Regions from separate parts of the Homo sapiens genome. Here regions 1 and 3 are each linked to region 2. Evidence: chromatin contacts called from ENCODE Hi-C or POLR2A ChIA-PET data. All regions are on one chromosome and are shown on one strand. Each heading gives the region's core, a stretch centred on a gene start or an enhancer-like site at or near the end of the contact. The rest is flanking DNA. Distances are from core to core; before and after follow the strand shown. Region 1 overlaps IARS1 (isoleucyl-tRNA synthetase 1). Region 2 overlaps IPPK (inositol-pentakisphosphate 2-kinase). Region 3 overlaps IARS1 (isoleucyl-tRNA synthetase 1).

Region 1 (3,540 bases), core at 622-3,121, 360 kb before region 2:
AAAGGAACAGGTGGGAGCCACGAGTAGTAAGTTCTACTTACAGGTACTCCACCACCTTAATACTCAGGGGAAATGTGTTCAATTTCATTTTCTTTGCAACAGCAATATCATCATGTTAATACATATAATGCTAACAGACCTACTCTACTTTCATCTTTTTACATTTCTTTCCACAAACCCTTGTTTCTGCCAAACTGGCCCTTTGATGTCCTTCCTTTTTGCATTGGTAAAAAGTACTTTCACAAGTGATTTTCACATTTAACTCCTATAATTCTGTGAACAAGCTATTAGTAGTCCCATGTCTTAAAAATATTCTGGCTGTATTTGCATTTCACAGATGAGCAAGCTCAGAACAAAGATTAAACTTAGTCTTATCCAAATCACACAACCAGCAATGATGAAGCCAGGACATGGAACAGGTCTTCTGGTTGCAAATACAATGTTATTTTCAATTACATCACAGCACTCGGTTTCTTTGGAACTTAAAACTAAACTTGAAAAATAACCATAAAATTTTAATTGTTGTAACCTAAATCACCTTGAAACATTTTAGAAGTTATAGTATGATAGGTGCTAAAACTTCGATAGTTTAAACAGAAAGACAGAATACATGGGTCCTTAGAATTACATGTATACTTAGTTACATGTTCTATACTTAGAAGCAGTATAGACAAAGTCACTGCATCTTGTCTCTCAGGGTCTACTTTGGGCCTACCCAGGCCATGGCTGGGCTGCTTCCACCCAGGTCAGTAGATACCAACCACCAGGAGCAGCAGTGCTGCTCCATAGGCAGTGTCCGCTGACTCAGCTTCCCTCGATATTTCACAACAGGTATATTTCAGTGAACATCAGATGATTCCGTCCTGGGTCAAACGATTTATAGTACTTGCCTAAAGTCACCGAAGGTTTCAGGTAGTTTAAGAAGCTTATTTAATGAGTAGGTGTTATTCAACTTAATACCTACCAAGTGCATATTCCAGACAGACCTCTACTTAACCTAAAGTTCCTGTCTAGTGTATCCATGTGCATTCTTTCAGGGGGTTGAGTTTTTGGGTTCTCAATAGGTTTTGTGATTCAGAAAGGTGAGAGTCACTGATCCAGTGGAAGAGATTTCAGATAATAAAAAAAATACAACATAAAACAAAGTATGTTAAGCTATATGATAGGAGAATGGAATGAAGTAATGACATTTTTCCAAGGGAGAAACCAAAGATGCATTTCAGAAAACTTTCAGAGGACATCTGAGTTCAGACCTGAAGGGTGAGTTAACTCAGCAGATATCAACATAAGAAAAAAATAAAGACTTTTAAGACAGTAGGAAAACTTAATTAAAGAAAGGCAGGGAAGCAGGAAAGGGAAGAGCCAGTTTGACTGAATAAAGGATATGTCTAAAGTAATGTGGGAGGATGTGGTCAGGAAGCAGCTCTGCCACATACCGACTGGGGAGGGCACGTCCTAATTGCTGGTAAATAACTAACGCCTGTAGGGAGGAATGGGATGAGGGCAGAACATATGGAAATCCACTGGGCAGCAACGTGGGAGGAGGAAGAAGGCTATCAAGTAGGCAACGAGAAATGTGGGAAAACACTCAAGAGGCACAAAAGTGAAAAGGCAGGTAACAGACACACCATGGATAGGGCCCAAACCACAGAGGTCTCCTTAATCAACCAGACTCTCCCCACACGGAACAGAAACAACTGAGGGTTCAGCGAACATTTTTTTCTGGGATGGGACGTAAGTGATATGTCCAGTTGATTATTATTTCCACATAAGGCCAGGTCTGCTCATTATCTCATTTCAAGACCTTTAAATAAGGACGGAGAAATTCCTCTTTGACACTATTCTTTCGGTGAGAGAGTGTGGGAGTGGGGACAGCAGGGTTTGCAACTGTAGCTGTGGATTCTCCACTGTCAGAAAATAAAACCACATAAAACAACTTTATGACTCTGAAGAAACTAAGGTGCTAAATGTATGAGCTCTGTCGTGGTGCCTAGATTTAAAACACCTGCCTCATTAACCTCCTTGAAATAAAATTGTGTTTACCTTTCCACATGATGTTTTACTGTGATTACTATCTTAACTTTGTCAAAACAAACAAACAAACAAAAACCTCAATAAATACCCTGGGTGATATGTAGACTACATGCAATAAAAATATACACCTAAAAATCCAATCAAATGTAAAATGATTCCTCATACAATTTGAGAAAAATATTCAAATAAAAAATCCCAGCTTGGCCAGGCACGGTGGCTCACAAGGTCAGGAGTTCAAAACCAGCCTGGCCAAGATGGTGAAACCCCATCTCTACTAAAAAGTACAAAAATTACAGCATGCCTGTAATCCCAGCTGCTCGGGAGGCTGAGGCAGGAGAATTGCTTGAACCTGGGGGGCAGAGGTTGCAGTCAGCCAAGATCGCGCTATTGCACGATATTTGCACTCCATCTCAAAAACAACAACAACAAAAAATCCCAGCCAGGTGCAGTGGCTCATGCTTGCAATTCCAGGAGTTCAAGACCAGCCTGGGCAGCATAGCGAGATTCTGTCTCTACAAAAAACTAAAAACTTAGCCCGGTGTGGTGCTGTGTGCCAGTAGTCCCAGCTACTCGGGATGGGGCAGGGGAATCACTTGAGCCCAAGAGGTCGAGGTTGCAGTGAGCTGTGATTGTGCCACTGCACTCCAGCCTGGGGGACAGAGGAAACCCTGTTTTTAAAAAAAAAAAAAAAAATCCTCTAAGACAAGAAAGCTACACAAACAATTTAATTTTGTTGGTACTAAAGCAGACTTTCTGGATTCAGGTACACTCATAAAAGTAATGTCAATTCCACTTCTCACAACACCCCAGCTATCAAATAATCAGATTGTGGAGAGCGCCCACAGTAGCGGTCCCTAAGCTTACCTTCAGGAAATAGTCAAACAGGGGCCTGTACTTCTTGCCTTTAAGATAGGCACCAGGAAATCTAGAAAAGGAGAAAGGCAAACTCACAATTAGATTAAAATCAAATATGAGGCTGCAGCCACATCAAGCTACCACTCCCCTCTGGTTTACTGGCTTCTTAGCCCTAGCCATTCATGCTGTAATGTGTGACTGCAAAGTACTTAGTATAGTATTAGTACTTAAAACTAAATTTGAATAATGCAAGCTTTTGGATAACAAAGTTTATTTCTTTTTAAAACTAAAGACACACATACAGACACATGCACACAAACACAGAGCAACTATTTGAATATTCACCTTTCAAGGATCTCATAGTCACTCTCCAATTTATAGAGGGCTGACAATCTGGCTTCCATTAAAATGAGTAATCGTCCTCTGGCAACATCTACGAGAAAAAGGAAAAACATGGACTTGGGTTATATTCTGAACTTGGCTGATTCCAAAGACATGCATCAAGCATACTTTTGTCCTGAGGAGCTCCTGTACCATGTGCCTCTACTGTACCCAGTACTCACAGAGAAATACTGCAAAGAACACTATGGTATACTGCTTCCCAAACATGAAAATGACAAAAACATCAAATGCACTTAGGCAGTTGGTAGT
Region 2 (4,139 bases), core at 1,567-4,066:
TAGCAAGAGTCTGTTCCTTTTTGGTGCTGAGCAGAGTTCTGTGGTATGAATGCACAGTCTGTCTGACCCGCTGGAGGTCACCGTGGAAAGACATGTGGGTGGTTTCCAGTTTTTAGCTGTTACAAAAAGGGCTGCTGTGAACATTTCTGTACAGGTTTTTTGGTGAGTGTCAGTCTTCATTTCTCTGGGATAAATGCCCAGGAGCACAAGTACAGGGTAATTGCGTGTTTAGTGTGTAGGAACCTTCCAAACTGTTTTCCGGAGTGACTGTGTCATTTTCCATCCCCATCAGCAACAGATGAGAGATCCAGTTTCTCTGCACCTCCATTTGGTGTTGTTTCAGTGTCTTTATTTTAGCCCTTCTGCTAGTTAAGTAATGTCTGCTTTAGCTGCTTACAACACTACATTTACATATCAGGTTAAAAGATTAAAGTAAAATTAAAAAGTAATCCATACTTATTTTGTGGAAAACTGAAAAATACAGAAATACATAAAAAGGAAATAAAGTCCTGTTTCTTCTCTTAGGAAAAAACCCGCCACACTGCTGTTTATACCTAAATCAACGTACCCAACTGGCAGACAGCACGAGGCAGGTGCCACTGCTTTCTTCTCACCCCAGGGCTCCACTTGGAACTCTCCTCACCAGGATGACAACTCTGCCCTGGGCCTCTGCTAACATCCCTGTGGCCCTTTGCGTCAGAGCCTCACCTGAGGCTTTACCAGACATCCTCAGTTCTCCTCAAAACAGACAGCTGCAGCCCCAGTTAAAGAAAGCACTGAGGGCTCTCTCCCAAATGTGAGCCACAGACATGTCAACGGGACAGGGCAAGTGGGTCCCAGGGCTCCAGGCAGCGGTGCATGCACATGTGGGGAGGAGCGCCAGCTCGCTCCAGAACAGGTTTCCTCACTGCTTATTGTCCTGTAAAGGCTTTGGCAGCCTAGTAAAGCCTATGGGCCTCTCTCAGAATAACTTTTTTTTTTTTTTTTATGAGATGGAGTCTCGCTCTGTCGCCCAGGCTAGAATGCAGTGGTGCAATCTTGGCTCACTGCAATCTCTGCCTCCCAGGTTCAAGTGATTCTCCTACCTCAGCCTCCCAAGTAGTTGGGACTACAGACGCCTGCCACCACGCCTGCTTAATTTTTTTGTATTTTCAGTAGAGGTGGGGTTTGACCATGTTAGCCAGGATGGTCTCAATCTCCTGACCTCATAATCCACCCGCCTCAGCCTCCCAAAGTGCTGGGTTTACAGGCGTGAGCCACCACACCCGGCCCAGGATAACATTTTAAAATGTGTAATATAAAATACAGGTGGCAGAAATGTAAAATACCAAAAAAAAAAAAAAATGTTTTTTTGAGACGGGGCTTGCTCTGTCACCCAGGCTGGAGCACAGCGGTATGATCACAGTTCCCCGCAGCCTTGACTGCATCCTCCTACCTCAGCTTCCCAAGTGGCTGGGACTCTAGGCACACGCCACTACGTCCAGCTAATTTTTTAATTTTTCTTTTGTAGAGATGGGCGTCTCACTATGTTGACCAGGTTGGCTTCCAACTTTTGGTTTTAAGTAATTCTCCCACCTCAGCCTCCCAAAGTGCTGAGCCAAAATATTTTTAAAAACAAATGTATTCCGTAGTAATATGTAACATTTAATGCAGTGATGAATAAACCACATCTCAAAGTGTCTGCAGTTACAGTGTGAGACGGAAAGTCTGTTTTTTTATTCTCTTAGTGGCAAACTCCTGGGTCCTGATGAACCCACAGGCTCATTGCCACATTCGTAATGGAAAGAAATGCTAAATTCCAGGTACAGCTTAGTGAAAATGAAGATGCCATTTTTTTCCTATCCAAGCTCATGGAGCCCTGAATTTCACAGACCCAGGAAGTACAGGGCCAGTCCTCTTCCCTAAGAGACTCCTGCAGGCTGTCCCTTGGCCTCGGTTCTAAGGGAAGGAAGCCGCCCGCATACAGCCAGGGGCAGGGCAGAGGCACAGGTGGGGTCCCAGGACCCTGGCAAGGGCCTTGTAGCAAGGGACAGTTGGCAGAGAGCCTGTTGTGGGCTGCTGAGAAGGCATGCAGATGGGTTGCAGATCGGCCGCCCCTGGGGCCTGACCCCACCAGGAACGGGCCAGGGCAGAACTCAACCAAGGGAAATTCCCCTTAAAACCTCAATGCACCACCACCTGCCCCAGTTCATCTGGGAGAAACTTCAGCCACTTCTTTTTGATCCCAAGTTTTCTGCTTTAAACCTCAGGGGTAGGTAATGGAAAAAAAAATACAAAAAACAAAAAAACAGATTAGTGCTAAGAAGCTAAGGATCACACAGCAAGTTTTTGGATGGGTCTGCCCACCTTCGTTAGCGCGAAGGCCACTGTCCCGTCATCCTCAGTGGAAAGGTCAAGCAGCTTCTGGTAAAATGCTTCATCATAAGGCCCATCTATTTGTAAGGTTTTTCTGAAGAAGAAAGCACAATAAAAACAGGATGACAAAGCCGCACGGAGGTTGTTTCTTAAACTGCTAACAGTCTACAAAGCCCAGCACCACTAAACATCACACATTTTGTTTTGAAAAACACATAACAGATCTATCTCCCTCATGTTAAACATCAAGGTTTTTAACAGAACTCAGCAAGACCAGAACCAGCGAGCCTTGAAGCTGAGCCTTCTCCTGTTCATGACAAGTAGCATCCTGCGTCAGAGATGCAAGGAAGACCAGCGAGGAAGGAAGAGGATCCTGGCCCCGACTGGACACCGCGGGTGTGGACCCCAATGACCCGCAGTGAAAGCCCAGGACAGAGGCTGGGCTGACACAGAACGACCTGCAGGAGCGCTGCTCAGCTGTGGAGCAACACTGCCCTCTGCAGGCTCAGCCCCATCTTGGGGTTTCGAATTAGCAAGGTCACAGACGTGCTTTCTTTTCTAGAAACAAGTGACCCTGTTCCTCCTTTACAAGGCACTACATTCCAGAGCAGGCCTGGGCACCTGGGAGCGGAGGACTGGGGTAGGAAGTGGCCGGCATGCTTCATCCTCCTGGGAAGCTGTGCCTTGGGAGGCGCATTCTTACCCTGCCCACTCCCACAGTCTCCTCTCAGGGCTGCCCAACAGGGGGACCGCCCGACCTCACCTCTCCTCGGGAAACTCTTCCAGGTATCGCTCAACCCGGTTGTACAGAGGGTAGAGGCCTTCGATGTCCAGCAGGTCCAACATCTGCACCTGGAGGGTTTTGTACAGAAGACAGCCCTTCGGTAACCCCGAGCGCTCTGGGGTGTTTTTTCCTACCGAGAACATCAGGGGAAAACGAGAGCATGTTGATTATCAAAGAACGTGGAGGGAGACACAGGCCGGCGCAGACCGCAGGGCTCATCCTGGGCTCCGCCATACGGGCATCACCACAGGCAAGGACTGCACCCTGGACTGGCACTAAGGACAGACGAGATGACGCTCCCGCCTCACAGAGCTGCTGGAGCTGCAGCGTGCCTGGACCACACTGGATGCACCAGGCCAAGCACAAAGGAGGGAGCAAGAAATGCACATGTCCTGCCTCGTGGCTCTCCTCTCCCAACACAACTCTCAGAATGTCCTTTAGATTCCACCACAACAGCCCTGGAAGTCACTTTATGATCTAAGTTTAGACATAATCCTCATTTTAAGTCAGGTCACAAAATTTCTTCTTTTTCTTTTCTTTTTTTTTTTTGAGACAGAGTCTTGCTCTCTGTGGCCCAGCCTGGAGTGCAGTGGCGTGATCTCGACTCATTGCAACTGCAAGGCAAGGAATTTCTAAGATCCTGCTGACATCCTAAATCTGCAAGACCACTAAAGGAGGAAAACCCTGGGACACTGTCTGCAGAGTCCAGAGCCATGAGCCCACACTGAGAGGCAGGTAAGACCTGGGCTGGCGACAGGCACGAGCTCAGAACCAGCCACACAGAGCCACAGACAGGGGTCAAAGCCACTGACAAGGACCTGTTATATCATAGGGACAGAGGCAGAAACAAAACTCCACTTGCCACTCACAGTTGTTTGGCACCTGTGCTGTACAGGGTGCCAAGTGAGCTTGGGAGGTACCAAGTCCCAGATCATCTCCTGCCACTGAAGGGAGCAACCATCTCCCACAAAGAACCAAACTACAGGCAAAGACACAGTAA
Region 3 (3,737 bases), core at 1,011-3,510, 390 kb before region 2:
ATATCCAGGGTGTTTAGATGTATTTAGCAGGAGGAATAGGGAAAACTGTATCTGCTTCATGCTTCCACAAGCATAAGTCCAATCATTTACTTTAGTGGATTCATTTTTCTTTTCTTTTTTTTTTTGGTGAGACAGTCTTGCTTTGTCACCCAGGCTGGAGTGCAATGGTGCAATCTCAGCTCACTGCAACCTCCACCTCCCGGGTTCAAGAAATTCTCATGCCTCAGCCTCCTGAGTAGCTGGGATTATAGGTACCTGCCACCATGCCTGGCTAATTTTGGTATTTTTAGTAGAGACAGGGTTTCACCATGTTTATCAGGTCTTGAACTCCTGACCTCAAGTAATCCACCAGCCTCCGCCTTCCAAAGTGCTGGGATTACAGGTGTGAGCTACCATGCCTGGCCCTTTTTTTTTTTTTAATTGAGGCAGGATCTTATTATGTTGGCAAGGTTAGTCTTGAACTCTTGGCCTCAAGCAATCCTCTCACCTTGGCTTCCAAAAGTGGTAGATTTCAGGAATGATCCACTGCATCTCGCCTAGTGAATTCATTTTGATGACAAGAAGAAAAAGTTATCTATTAAACATGATTAAATAATTATTCCAATTCTCTTAAAAACATCCATAAGTTTTTTTGGTTGTTTTTTCACATCCATAAGTATAACTAAAAAAAAGTCACACAAATCATGGAATTTACTCTTACCTTGTTCACTGCCATTTGCACAAATGTTAAGATTGACATATGCACAAGCAGGACCAGGAAGGGAAGATCCTCTGGTGAGTGTAATTTCCAGTTCAGATCCCTTCAACTGAGCACATGAGAACGTATGACTGAGTAACTGTGGCACCTGACTGCAATGTGCCACACCATCGTGTAACACAGTGACTTCTCAGTAACAACAAGAGCTGTACACAATTGATAACATATTCAATCTCATTACTCAAAGTATCAAAAGCTACAATTTATATCCCATTTTTCTTCTCTTCTTATCCTGGTTTCTTAAAAATATATGCTCACTTAAAAAAAGTCAAATAATTACACAATATGCAAAATACAAAATGAAACTACACTGCAACTCGCCTCACTGAAAAAATAAACAGCCATCATCAGCCCCTCCTTGTCTTGTCCTACTTGTCTCATAGAATGAGACCGGAGCAAATGATTAAGCAAGTGACTGAGGTATATTTTAAATGATCAACTTTTTTTTTTTGAGACAGGGTCTTGCTCTGTCGCCCAGGATCGAGTGCAGTGATGCAATCTCGGCTCACTGCAACCTCCACCTCCTGTGTTCAAGCGATTCTTCTGCCTCAGCCTCCCGAGTAGCTGGGATTACAGGCGTGTACCACCATGCCCAGCTAATTTTCGTATTTTTAGTAGAGATGGGGTTTCACCAGCCCAGGCTGGTCTCGCACTCTTGACCTCAAGCGATCTGCTCGCCTTGGCCTCCCAAAGTGCTGGGATTACAGGTGTGAGCCACTGTGCCCAGTCTAAATGATCTACTTCTAAGTTATAAGCCAATATCTTCCCTACCTTAATATCATACTTTCATAAGTATATCTAAAATTCCTAGATGTAACAACAGAAATGCTATTGTAATCTTTCTTTTTTTGTACTGTACTTTTATGGAGAACCCACTACCAGAAGAGTTAAATGTTTTTCAAGCCAATTGCTATTTACTTTTAATGATAATTACCAGAATCCACACACTGCCTTTTCTAGTTTTAGAAAAAACAGGCCATTTTATTTCCGGGCAAAGCTCATGTACCCTCCTGGCTACCTTCCTCAAGAGAACTGTTGTGAAAACAGTTCCATCTTCCCTCCCTGCTCCATCTTTTCTGAGCTTCCACTCTCTGACTCTACCCACTACTGTCCAGAGCAATACTTCAAGACAGAGTGCTGTGCCGATCTCTACTGTGGGACAGAATATCAACACGTGAGTACACAAAGTCAAACCTAATCTGAAACCCTTTAGTAGTAGTTCAGTGGAACTCAGGACTCACCTGTGTTTTTTCTTGAATAAGGACTTTATCCGATGGAGAAACTGGATATGGTTTCAAGGGAGCCTTTATGGTGGTAAATATGAACTCTGTGTGGCTTTCAATAACACTATTCAGATATGTTCCTTCAGACTTTGCTTTATAGTACACTGTGATTTCATCAGTTGGAACCAGATTGCACTGAAAACACACACAGAAAAATTTAAAAGGGAAGTACATTCTATTAATCAGAACTGAAGGAAGGTACTGTTGAACAAGGGCTACAGATCCCATGCTGAATCATCACAGAAGGGCAGTCACCCTTCCCTCCCTGCTGGGTGATCCGTAAGACTAACTGCACTCAGTACATGATTAACTTTGTGTCTTTTTCACCACTCTTTGGGGGATAGGGCATGTTTCTTTTCCTAGAACAATCAGTACCTCATGAATGTTGAAACCAAGAAATTACTTAGAACCCACTTACAAAGCTCTGAACTGATTCAGAGGTCACAAGCACCCACTCATCTGCTGGAACAGCCTCCTCAGACCTTGAACCGTCTGGGAAGAAAGATGTATGTTAGCTGTCACTGCCCTCTACAGGGCAAGAAATTCCTGATTCTCTCACTAGCAGGGGCTTTGCAGCCCCTCTGCGCTCCAGGATGAGCTCCCTGCATATTCCTCAGCTCTCTAATAAGGAAAAACTACCCAACTCTGTCCAAATCCGGGAATCTCCCCTAAGCTAGAAGCCTGTCTATGCTGACTGCACCTCTGCCCTTCTGCAAAGACACTATCAGCTCTGATTACCTTCTGCTCCAGTCACAGGGGATATTCTGTAGAAGCCCAACGGAGCTAAAAAAAAGGATGGGAAAAGGCACAGGCTGGCTGAAAGCTACGACTTGGGAGTGAACACGTGGGGAGAGGAAGAGGAGTGACTTTTCTGCAGAATACATTCCAAATGGACTATGGATTAGTGATTGTTATGCATTGATCACTATGGTTTATATTACCTGCCTCTCCTATCTTCTCCAAACAACCAAAACAAACAAAAAGCCAAAACAGTAGCTTATTCTTAACTGACAAACTAACCTTTTTGCGAAGTTTCTGTATGCGATTGATGACTTCCCGAGCCATTCCTTCATCTACCATTGACTGGTCAGGAGTGACATCTAAGAGGACCAAAGCCTGTGGGAATGAACAGTGCACACCATGACAATCAAATAAGGAGAAACACTTCTTCCCAACTCAGCAAAATGTTATTTAAATCTGGAGAGTCTATAATGCAGCACTATTTTTTCACACAAATGAGCAAAAGCAATAAAATTAATCTAGTTTATCATTCAGGTACTTCTTCATAATCAGCTAGTCCTCTGTCTCTGGAGAAAGGTGTGCAGGTTTTTGTTTCTTGTTTTTTTGTAGGGTGCTGCTCACAGGAGATGCCCTGGGACCACCTCTTATCAGAGTCCCTCACATGACTCTGCTTTTTGGCCATCTAAGAAGTAATATCAACTCTTCTAATAAGTAAGATCAATAATCATGAAGCCCTTGGAGCAGCACAGCTTTTCAGGCCACAACAAGTGGATCAACGGCCTCAGCGCAGTCAACTCCAAGTGACTTTCCTATACCATGACCCCTGTGATCTTCAGGTTTGTCAGAACGACTCAAGACAAATTCTACAATGGACCACAAAACTTTCTGTGACTTAAACTGCCATATTTTTGCTAAGGTTAATGTTTCTATCTCATCTATTCTGAAGGTTGCTGATT

What was found. Hi-C counts contacts between places; a loop is a spot of excess contacts on that map. ChIA-PET counts read pairs that join two places held with the same protein, here RNA polymerase II (POLR2A). Pooled maps may share reads with other maps.
Region 1: a map of PC-9 shows a loop between it and region 2 (4-fold over the local background). The contact joins two enhancer-like sites. A Hi-C loop is called at or near these places in 1 of 168 maps with a recorded cell type or tissue (PC-9), 1 of 37 single-sample maps with no recorded cell type and 4 of 50 pooled maps. POLR2A ChIA-PET finds 5 or more read pairs at or near these places in 2 of 52 experiments (AG04450 and H1).
Region 3: a loop to region 2 is called in a pooled map, with 2.8 times the contacts of the local background. The contact joins two enhancer-like sites. A Hi-C loop is called at or near these places in 2 of 168 maps with a recorded cell type or tissue (endothelial cell of umbilical vein and psoas muscle), 3 of 37 single-sample maps with no recorded cell type and 8 of 50 pooled maps. POLR2A ChIA-PET finds 5 or more read pairs at or near these places in 2 of 52 experiments (A549 and H1).

Annotation. Positions count from the first base shown.
Region 1 is chr9:92,274,965-92,278,504 of GRCh38, forward strand. IARS1 (isoleucyl-tRNA synthetase 1) reads right to left here. Exons shown (of 34, transcript NM_002161.6): 8 at 3,235-3,322; 9 at 2,899-2,959. Among named protein-coding and RNA genes, the nearest start is that of MIR3651, 16 kb to the right of the region's middle. Within about 2 kb of position 1,872, at least 2 of the 41 ENCODE cell types and tissues checked have a DNase peak (open chromatin) inside an H3K27ac peak, as active enhancers do.
Region 2 is chr9:92,632,040-92,636,178 of GRCh38, forward strand. It overlaps IPPK (inositol-pentakisphosphate 2-kinase), which reads right to left. Exons shown (of 13, transcript NM_022755.6): 10 at 3,119-3,269; 11 at 2,347-2,449. Among named protein-coding and RNA genes, the nearest start is that of IPPK, 36 kb to the right of the region's middle. Within about 2 kb of position 2,817, at least 10 of the 41 ENCODE cell types and tissues checked have a DNase peak (open chromatin) inside an H3K27ac peak, as active enhancers do.
Region 3 is chr9:92,240,156-92,243,892 of GRCh38, forward strand. It overlaps IARS1 (isoleucyl-tRNA synthetase 1), which reads right to left. Exons shown (of 34, transcript NM_002161.6): 28 at 3,061-3,156; 29 at 1,999-2,175; 30 at 701-806. Among named protein-coding and RNA genes, the nearest start is that of MIR3651, 51 kb to the right of the region's middle. Within about 2 kb of position 2,261, at least 4 of the 41 ENCODE cell types and tissues checked have a DNase peak (open chromatin) inside an H3K27ac peak, as active enhancers do.